Regions from separate parts of the Mus musculus genome. Here region 2 is linked to region 1. The links are chromatin loops, found by intact Hi-C in ENCODE. Cell type or tissue: gastrocnemius. All regions are shown on one strand. Each heading gives the region's core, and the rest is flanking DNA. Links, peaks and the distances in the headings are about the cores only. Region 1 has its middle 12 kb from the start of Anapc7. Region 2 overlaps Atp2a2 (ATPase, Ca++ transporting, cardiac muscle, slow twitch 2).

Region 1 (5,384 bases), core at 326-5,325:
CACACCAGCTTGTTTTGTTTTAATGTGTAGTGGCCCCTGCATGCTTGTCTGTGTACCATGGGTCTGCCTGGTGTCCCAGAATTCCAGAAAAGGGCGTCAGGACCCCTAGAACTGCAATTATAGCCAGTTGTGCACCATTATATGAGTGCTGAGAACTGAACTTGGGTCCTCTGCAAAAGCAAGCAGTTGCTCAACTGTTACACTGTTTCTCTTGCCCCTCATTCTTCTTAGGCAAGGAAAGGGGCTCCCTGCACTTTAAGTAGGCGGCGTGGCAGCCAGCACACAGTGACGTGGAGGAGCTACAACAGAGGCAACCCGCCACACTCTGGGCCATTTCCACATGCCTAGCTGCCCCACATGAGGGAAGATCTCTCCCAGATGTTGTTTCTTGGCCGTCCTTCCCACAAGAGGAAGGACACAACACTGTAAACTGTCCCAAAGGAAACACAGCTTGACTCTTTTAAGTGTCCTCTGGACACTTCCACATGGGGAAGAAACTTCAGGAGAAAGAATTTGTCTGAACAAACGGCAGGGGGATGAATAAATCACTAGCTTTCCAGCCAGCTGTCTCTCTTCTCAAGGAAGGAACCGAACAGGCAGTGCTTAGGGCTTCTCAGATGCCCCAGTGACACCTGTGCAAGGGACAGACAGTGACTTGAGGCGACTTTGAGACAGGCACAAAATGGGATAGCTTGGACCAGCCAGAATCCAGTTACCAAAGCCCACAGCCCTCTGCAAGAGACCCTCCCTGTCTTGGGCTGGAGAGATGGCTCAGTGGGTTAAGAGCCTCTGGAAGAGCAGTCACTGGGGCCTCTCCTGGGCCACACCCATCAATCCTCACTTCTCAGATGTGGGCTACTTCCTATTTCCTAAACCTATTTGCCTATTTGTCTCTGGCCCATTGGACTTCCAATCTGTCAAGTCTATTTCCATGGAATAAACCCCAATCGGATTATAAGAGAAAGTGACTCTAGCTGAAATAGAATACTAAGATGCAAACTCCAAACTTAACAATACAATGAAACATTTCTATCTTTTTTTTTTTTTTTTTTGAGACAGAGTTTCTTTGTGTAGCCCTGGCTGTCCTGGAATTCACTCTGTAAACCAAACTGCAACTCAGAGATTCACCTGCCTCTGCCTCCTGAGTGCTGGCATTAAAGGCGTGCACACAGCCAAGCACACAGCCAAGCCAGACTAGGCTTAAACTAGACGTTAAAGGCTCAGCACACTGCGGGTCACCTGTGAACTGGAGCTGTGGAGCCAAAGCAAAGTGGAAGGCCACAGATGATTCACCTCAGCACTGACACAGAACAGATGTGGCCTGGAAATTACGCCCTCCTAATGGAGTGGTCACCCTAACATCTGTAAACACAAAGGAACTCATTGCTTTCAGCGTGAGTTTTTCTGGACTGAAAGCCAACTTTTTTTATTTTTTAATTATTAAGACTTCCAGTACTAATAGTTCTTAAAAGAAGGAAAAAAAGTCAGAGTAAAAGAATTCAAATCAATCTTGTCTGAGTATTTCGATGCACTGTGATCTTGCTTTACCCGATGCCAAGGGGCAGCAATTAGTACCCGCTAAAGTGACGAATATAAACAGGATACTTATGTGAAAAGGATAAGGTGACCAAATGGCCCTTTAAAAACATATTGTTATTATTATTATTATTATTATTATTATTATTAGAGAGCTGGGAATTCAACCTAGGACCTTGTGCATACTAGTCAGGTAGTCAGGTTTTCTAACACTGGGCTATAACCCCAGTTTCTTTTCTTCCTTCCTTCCTTCCTTCCTTCCTTCCTTCCTTCCTTCCTTTCTCTCTCTCTCTCTCTCTCTCTCTCTCTCTCTCTTTGAAACAGGATCTCAAGCTGTAACCCCAGTTTCCTTCCTTCCTTCCTTTTTTCTTTTTTCTTTTTTTTTGGGGGGGGGTTTCAAGACAGGGTTTCTCTGTGTAGCCTTGGCTGTCCTGGAACTCACTCTGTAGACCAGGCTGGCCTCGAACTCAGAAATCCACCTGCCTCTGCCTCCCAAGTGCTGGGATTAAAGGTGTGTGCCACCACTGCCCGGCCCAATTGGGGGGATACTCCAGCCTTACATCCTTCCTCTGTCAGCTTGTGAGGAAAAGATTCCCAGAAGACCATGGGGCAGGAAGAAAAAAAAAACGTACATACAGGTTTATGTGCTTCTGTGTCTGTGTGTGCGAGTGAAAGCCGGAGGTCAGCCATGGCTGTGTGAACGCTGGAGGTCAGCCATGGCTGTGATTGGGAATATGCTCGTAGTGACAAAGAAAGGAGCAGCACTCTACTCAAGTGTCAGGACAAGACAAAGTTTATTGTTGATCAGAAAAGCAAGCACACAAGACAAAGTGCACTTGGCTTTTATTCTAACTGATGTGAAAATCGTGCCTCTTCTTCATTCTCTGGGCTCCACCTCACAGTGTTATTCAGTTGGCTAGTCTTAGAAGAATTAGCTCGCTGGAATTAAGAAATAAGGAAGGGAAAGACATCATTGCTCCAGGACATCAAATCCCTGGACAGGAGCAGTGACCTCTGAGAAAACAAGGGTTTTAATGGTGGTGGCAGGCATGCGTGTGCATGTGTGTGTGCGCGCGCGTGTGTTATGGCATTTACATAAAAGGTAGGGGAGACAAAGGATTCTTTTTTAATTTACTTTATTTCATGGTGTTTTGTCTGCATGTATGTCTTCTCTTCCCCCAATAAACTTTCTTTATACTAGACTTATCTATGGTGTGATTGTTCAAGGGATGCCTCAGCGTGGGCCCGCTGAGGTACTCCACCCCAACCTCCCACCCCCACCCCGCCAAAATTATACTGCGTTATAAAGGGTAACCGAGGACACAGGTTCAGTTTCCAGCACCCTCACAGTGGCTCAGGAGTGTCTGGAACTCCAATTCCAGGGAATCTGATGCCCTCTTCTGGTCTCTTTGGGCACTGCAATGGCATGGTGTATAGACGTTCATGCAGGCAAAACGTTCACACAACAACCAATAAATAAATAAATAAATAAATATTTACAAATAAAACCAACCTGGAAACAGTCAGCTGCCAACTGTTTTGAATCAAACTTAAATAAATAAACCCAGTTTTGCACAGTCTTGCCTTTGTCCTCAACAGCACAACACAAAAGATAGGTGTAGAACCACGGCTCTTTCTGAGCTCCCTTCTGGCCAGTCCCAAGGGCAAGCCACCTATGGGATGGCCTGGGAGGGCAGAAGTGTTCTCTGCTGGGCAGCATCTCTCGAGCCACTTCCCACTTCCGGCCAAGAGCAGAGACACAGGCCACACCCTTGGGGCGGAGCCTGTGCGGCACCCAATGTGGAATGGGGCAGACAGCACAGGTCCAAGGAGGTCTTCACGTGGCCACACCTTGGCCAATTTCCAGACTCAAAGGACAAAACTAGGGGCACAGAAGCCTGGGGTTTCTGTAGCTGTGGCCAAATACAATCCCAACATAGACACTGTAACAACTGCCAAAAAAGCCAGCGTGGCAGAGGGGCCACAAAGAGGGCAGCGAAGGCACTTTCCGGAATGTCTGCCGACCCATGGAGTACTGGGAAATACAGACCACACAGCGTTTTGCAGCCACTCACCTGCTTCTGTCAGCCGCATAAGGGGTCTTTCCTTAAAGTTGGGTCATGCTGGGTGGGGTGCACATCTGCCACCTGTGAGACATCTTGTGGGCCGGGCAGTGGTGGCACACACCTTTAAAACCAGCACTTGGGAAGCAGAGGCAGGTGGATTTCTGAGTTCGAGGCCAGCCTGGTCTACAGAGTGAGTTCCAAGGATAGTCAGGTAGTCAGGGCTACACAGAGAAACCCTGTCTCGAAAACAAAAAACAAAAAAACAAACAAACAAAAAAAGACATCTTGTGGGACCCAATTCTCTCTTGCCAAATTCAGGTTGCCAGGGTCATTTAGGTGGCTGAAGAATGGCAGACATGAGTTTGAGGTCAGCCTGGCCTACACAGTTAACTGCAGGACAGCCAGGGGTACCTAGCAAGATCCTGTACACACACATAAAAAGAAAGCAATTCTGGTTTTTTTTTTTTTCAATTTTATTTTTAGTGTATTGGTGCTTTGCCTGCATATATTTCTGTGTACTACATGCACGCCTGTTAACAACAGAGGACCAGAAAAGGGCATCAAATCTGAAACTGGAGTTACAGATGGTTGTGAGCCACCACGTGGTTGCTGGGAATTGAACTCAGGTCCTCTGGAAGAGCAGCCAGTGCTCTTAACTGATAAGCAATCTCTCCAGTCTCTTTTATTTTCTTAAGATTATCTGGGGATCTCTGAGTTTCAGGACAACCAGGGGTATGTTTGTGTGTGTGTGTGTGTGTGTATGTGTGTGTGTGTGTGTGTGTGTGTGTGTGTGTGTGTGTGTGTGTGTAGTATCTATTACTGTGGAAGATGGGGATGTGACATATGACAGCAGTCAGGGGACAACATTGGGGGTTGGGTCTCCTTCTGGCAATGGTTCTGAAGACTAAATTTAGGCTTTTGTGTAGCAGATCTATTCCCCATCAAGTTGTCTCACCAACCCAAGAAAACCTTCCAAATGATAAAACTGATCAAACTTCTCTTTTTCTTGAGACAGGGTCTTGTTATGTGCCTAAGAGGGCCTGGAACCCACTCTATAAGTCTAGATTGGCTTCAAATTTATAATCCTCCTGCCTTACACTCCTGGGTGCTGGGATTACAGGTGTGTACCACTCTGCTGGCTTAAATTGGCCAAATACAGAACTGATTTCAATGTTACATGAGTCAGCGATCTAGACTCTTGAAATAAAGCTATACATTTTGAGACAGGGTCTCTCTATGTAGCCCTGGCTGGCCTGGAGCTTACTATGTAGACCAGGCTAACCTGTAATTCAAAAATCCACTCTGCCTCTGGATACTGAGATAAAAGGTCATTGGACCATCATACCAGGCTTTGGTCAACTGATTTTTGATAAGGAAGCCAAGATCATTTAATAAAGTCATTTTGATGAATGCTGCTGAGATAATTAGTCATACACAGAGAACAAAGTATCTAACCTCTCTTCACATACAAAAACTAACACAATGTGGGGATAGAGGGATGGCTCAACCCAAGAGAGCTCGTTGCTCTTGCAGAGAACCCAAGTTCAGTTCCCATTGATGCCATCTTCTGGTCTCCCCAGGCAACTGTATCCACATGCACTTCATATATATAATAATTTAATAAGCTGGGTTAAAGAACTATATGTAAGAGCTAGTGGCTGGAGAGATGGCTCAGTATTTAAGAGCACCAACTGCTCTTCCAGAGGTCCTGAGTTCAATTCTCAGCAACCACATGGTGGCTCATAACCATCTGTAATGGGATCCTTCTGGCATGTATGAAGA
Region 2 (5,384 bases), core at 120-5,119, 87 kb before region 1:
CCACTGTTGACCAAATTTGGTCACTGACCTCTAGGGTGGCATCTAACCTGGACCCCTGTCTTGAGTGATTCCTAGAGTAAGAGAGCAAAGTTCAGTATTCTTGGTTCTAAATATTAAAGAGGGAATAAAGGTGAAGGTGGGGTTTTTGTTTGTTTTTTTTTCTTTCTTTCTTTCTTGTTCTGTATGTGCTTGAGCCAGTGTGGTTGCTAAGAAACTAGAGAAATGCAGAGAGAGACCTGCCTAAGAAAAGCTAATGGGGACGGCAAGGGTAGTTCTAGGTTATTAACATTTTACTCCAGGATTTTTTTTTCCTGGGCAGTGGACCTTATAGTTTCTTTTAAATGGTGATAATGGTATGCAGATGTTCTTAATCTTCATAACACACGCCAATTTTTATTCTTAGAACATTGTATTCTTATACTGTGATAGGAAGTGAAAAATCATACAGTACTTGTCTTAGGTTTCACAAAACTGATAACTGTATGGTTTCAATTATGTATTCACACGTTTAAGTCTGACCCAGGGGTTCTGTGGTCATGGCCTCTATGAAAACATTAGCTTAGAGGATTGTTTAGAGAACTTACTGAATTCAGGTAAAGGAAAGATTAATTTTTTAGCTATTTTTAAAATAATAGTTAATTGGCAGCAAAGGGGACTTTTAGGAGCAGTTGTATACATGAATTTTCTCCTGAAACTTTGGTTTGTCATCTACGTGTTGTGTACCCCTTACTCGCTAGCTCATTTCGTAAGAATTTCACCTGTGGTTTTCACTGAATAAAATTTATTAGATTCCCATAGGAGACCATTCAGCATACTGCTGAGTTATTTACTCTGTACTTCTTATATATAATATCTTTTTGTGATTAATTTTTAAAAATTTTGTCCAATAGGTGGTTGTTTCATTTGTAAACAAGATAAATGGAGTTGATTATAGTTTGAGCGTGTTGCCATGTGCTAAAATAAGTTATATATGTGGGGGTTGTTTAAGGTTTGTATTTATGCAGGCTACATCATTCTGGAAGTCTCTGCTTTCGCATTAAATGGTGCCATTCACTAAGGCCATCAAGGACTTAGAATTAGAAATTAACTAGATGATATATACAAGCTGTAGGCAAAATGCATTCTTACTGGTCCCTTTCATATTATTTGAAGCAGTTTTAGAAATGTGCCAAGTGAACATGTGAAGTGAACAAGTGAAATATGTGCCAAGTTATTTTCTATTGGATTTCAGAAGGTTTCAAATTGTTTGTGGACAGTTTGACTTTTTATCAAGCAGAATTAATGATTATAGATAAATTTTACTTTGGAGTAATTAGGAATTTATTCTAATTTTCAAATTTGAAGTGCTTAACAGTTTTTGTGATAGAGAAGACATTGCCTGTTGGTAGTTGAAATATAAGTTCATTTTCAATAACTACTTGGAATTCTTGTTCAGGAAATGAACTGCTACATTTTTATGATATGAGTTGTTAAATGGAAAAGAATAAGTGTTTAGGAAGTGCTTTTTCTAGAATTCATTTCATTTGCTTTGGTTTATTTGATCAAGATTGTGGGTAGATTAAGAGACTCTTGAGAGGTTGCTCTGAAGCCTATACCACCCCTGACTTCTAGCGTCCATGCTTAAATCTGTATTAAAACCTTTAAAGATAAACTCCAAGGTTGCTTAACTTCAAAAGAAGTAGTTCAGGAAGGCGAGGCACCCGTGCAGCCTGGGCTGGAATAAGACTGCTCTTAAAAGCTACAAAGATGGAAAAGAGAAAAATTGTGCTCTAAAAGATGGGTTTTCCTGATGGTCTTCATGGAGGGTTGGTAGTGCTATATGGTACTTGTCTGTTCTTTCCTTATTTTCTTTTTATTTCTGTTACTGCCTATATAATATGTATGTGCAATGTATGGGTGTACTTGTTCAGGTATGTGGTGTACTTGTGTGTGAATGTGTGTGCAGAGGCCAGAAGTTGACATCAGGTGCCTTGCTTAATAATTCTCATCTAAAATACTGAGGCAGGGTTGCTGGATTAAACCCAGAGCTCGCTGATTCAGCTAGTTTAGGTAGCCAGCTTGCCTCTGCCTCCTGAATGCTGCAATTACAGCCAGACTGCCATGGCTTGCTGGCCTTTATGCAAGTACCTGAGGTTTAAACTCGGGGGCTTAAACATATAGTAAATACTGCCTGCCTAGCCATCTTTCAGTCCCTTTTGTTTTGTTTTGATTTTGTGTTTGTTTTTTGAGACAGGGTTTCTCTGTGTAGTCTTGGTTGTCCTTGAACTCACTCTGTAGACCAGACTGACTTCCTCTGCTTCCCAAGTGCTGGGATTAAAGACATGCACCACCAGCATCTTACTGTATCTTAGACTAGTCTCAAGCTCACTATGTACAGCCCAGTCTTACTTGTTTCTCTTGCCTTACTTAGCCTTTTAGACGCCAGGATTGCAGGCTTGTGCCACGAACTTCAGCTTATTTATTTTTATAGCTTCCAAATAAGAACACTGACTTATTTGTTGTGGTAGTCAGTGTATTCTTACTGGCATAACAGGAATATCACGGTTGTATACGCAGGTTCTTTGTAGAAGTGAACAGGCAGTTCTCATAAATCATCAGATTCTCCTCAGGTTAGAAAGATATTAATGATTTATTTCAAATATCAGATTAGTAAACTGTTAACTACAGTTAATGTTTTGCTCTGGCCAAAAAAAAAAAAAAAAAAAAACCTGCATTAATGTTTTACACTGGTGGCCCATGGGGACAGTTTAATTTTTAGTATCCACCAAAATTGTTTCTTTTAAAAAGGTCAATTCAAATATGGTAGTGCATGCTATAATTGTAATTAGTGTTTGATAGCTAAGTAGGTGAGTTAGGAGTTCAAGGCCATCCTTGAGTATACAATGAGTTTGAGGTTAGCCTGCAGTACATAAGACTATCTCTGCAAAATGCATCTCCCTCTGCACGTGGGTTAGTTTGACACCATTCACTGTTTTTGTTTTGTTTCACTGGGTTTCCTTCTCTTAGATTAGTAACTTTAAGTATTCTGCCTAACTGGAATGCCTGCTCCCTCCTCCTCCTCCTCTCCCCCAGTTGAACACCTGACACACACACTGGGGATATCAGGGAACAGGGTCTGTTGCCTGGAATGGTACTTTTGAGAGAGTAAAGCGAATGGGCTGTGATAGAGGAATTGGCTGTAGGGAATAGGAGCGTGCAGGCTTTTAATGGCTGGTTGTGTAACCTCACAAGATGACCTTTGAGGAAAGATCTGAAGGAGTGGTGAGAATCAGTAGGGCCATGTTGGCATTAGCTCATCGGTCTAGAAAGTAGTGGGGTACTGATGATGAGAGTCTGTACAGGTTTCTTTACACTACTCAGGTTGATTTTAAAATACTTTTTTGTTGTGTTTTTGAGACAGGGACTGTCTTTGTAGTTTTGGCTATCCTGGAGACCAGGACTATATAGACTATGTTGGCCTTGAACGTAAGAGATCCTCTTGCCACTACTGGGTCGTATGTATCTTCAGTACCTTAAATATAGGAATGAATTTGCTTCTAGGATTTTGAGACATTGATAAAATATGCTATCTAGTTTTACTTTGCTGGTTTCAATGATCTTCAGGAAGCAATTGATAGTGCATTTATGGTGGTTGAAATTTTTTAATTTTTTAAAAATACAATTTAAAAGGTGGTTTGAAGATGAAGCATTAATGTTTTTCCTCACTTTCCCTACTATGGGGATAACCACAATCCTGTCATACTGTGATGTGTCTCTCTCCCATGTCTAGCAGAACACGGCCCTTTTTGTGTTAGAACAAAATTTGCTTTATTCAGTATTCCTGTTAGAAGTCAGTAGTGCCAGGTTAAGTGTGGTGACAGACACTTGTAATACCAGTCTTGAAAAAGCTAATGTAGGAAGATTCAAGTTGGAGGTCAGCCTGTCCAGCAACAACAGGCTAGAGAGGGCTGGAGAGACGGCTTAGTGGCTGCACTTGCTGTACTTGTAGAAGATGTGGATTTAGTTCCCAGAACCTTTATCAGGCGGCTCAAGCCATCTGTAACACCAATTCTGGGGTGGTTTGACACCTTTTTGGATTCTGTAGACACTGGCACACGTGATGTGCATATACATATTCTCCGGCACACACACAAACTTAAAAAAATTATGGGCATTATTAGTGCCATAGTGCCATTTCTTGCGTGTTTGGATAGAACCCAAGACCTTTACACATTTTAGGAAAGTGTTCTACCACTAAGTTATACACTAATGCAGAGATTGCCCTATAAATGAATGTCAGTAGAAAGATCTCCATCCTACACTGCTCAGCTTAAAATGGGATGGCTTAGAGTGGAGCTGGCAAGTTTGAACCTTTGAATTCAGGGGAAAGGCACTGTTACTGTAACAATACAGAGTTGAGAGAGAAGAGGGAACCCTGTCTTTTCCTAGAACTACACTTTGTTCCTTTCCTTCAGTTATTGGTGGAGCGTTGGTTGCCTTCTTTACTCACAGACTCTGGCTTGGGGCTTTTTACTTAGCTCTGTGAGCACTTGTTTCATTGTCTCCCACTTGTCGGTATTACACACTGAGGTATTACACACTGAGCATCGTCGGTTCACCAGAGCATCTTCTGAGCCCCTAGGGATGCAGCTATAAACGAAGGCAGTATAAAGAGAATCCCTGATGTTCAATGTAGTCTCAAAGAATTTTTTTCTAGATATATTTCCCCTTTTGTGTAAATCTATTTTGTTTAACTTAGGAAAACCCATAGTTATAACTAAACTGACCAAACCCTAAGAGAGCATCTGTGTAGTTCTCCTTACACCTTCTCCCATCAGTCATCTGTCAGGACTGTTTTCCCATCTTTATAACCTGATAGGATTTTTTTTATCAATAGAGCAAACCATGAGACACCAAAAAACACAATCTGAGCATATATTTGCTTTTGTCAGTAAAATGTGATTGATCTTCAATTTGAGATGTAGGATTTGAGTTTCTGGGCTATTTATTATTTTACAATAGACTATCTTTAAGAACCTTTTACGTTATTTGCATCTCTGTGCATGTTTGTGTGACTATATGTCACATGTGTGTGGACCTCTGGGAGCAGGAAGAGGACTCCTGGTCCCTTGAAGCTGGAATTACAAGCTGAGCTGGAGCCCTGGAAGAACAGCAAGGGGCTCTTAGTCACTGAGCTGTCTCTTCAACCTCAGTTTTGTTTTTGTTTTAATAAAGTATTCAAGAAACTGCTGTGGAAACCCCTGTCACCTCTTGTACTGGAGACTGACTCAGGGCCTGGCATATGTTAAGCAAGGTCTCTGTCTCTAGGTACTGCACTATCTTAGCAGCTCTGAATGGATGCTCCTTAAACTTTAAATAGGTTTGAATGCCATTCTTAGAGCAGA

What was found. Peaks named below come from ENCODE experiments on the same cell type or tissue, not always from the same donor. Only the 100,000 strongest peaks of a DNase experiment are listed, where the experiment ranks them.
Region 2: it touches region 1 in a loop (2.4-fold over the local background); 1 of 42 quality-filtered maps calls a loop at or near these places.

Annotation. Positions count from the first base shown.
Region 1 is chr5:122,408,007-122,413,390 of GRCm38, reverse strand. No RefSeq gene overlaps it. Among named protein-coding and RNA genes, the nearest start is that of Anapc7, 12 kb to the left of the region's middle. In gastrocnemius, for the core only: a CTCF peak has its summit at 2,937 (motif pointing left); a DNase peak (open chromatin) is centred at 2,934; H3K27ac peaks cover 480 bases.
Region 2 is chr5:122,494,910-122,500,293 of GRCm38, reverse strand. All of the region lies in intron 3 of Atp2a2 (ATPase, Ca++ transporting, cardiac muscle, slow twitch 2), which reads left to right. Among named protein-coding and RNA genes, the nearest start is that of Atp2a2, 4.6 kb to the left of the region's middle. In gastrocnemius, for the core only: no CTCF peak of the experiment used is centred there; no DNase peak of the experiment used is centred there; H3K4me3 peaks cover 3,289 bases; H3K27ac peaks cover 1,553 bases.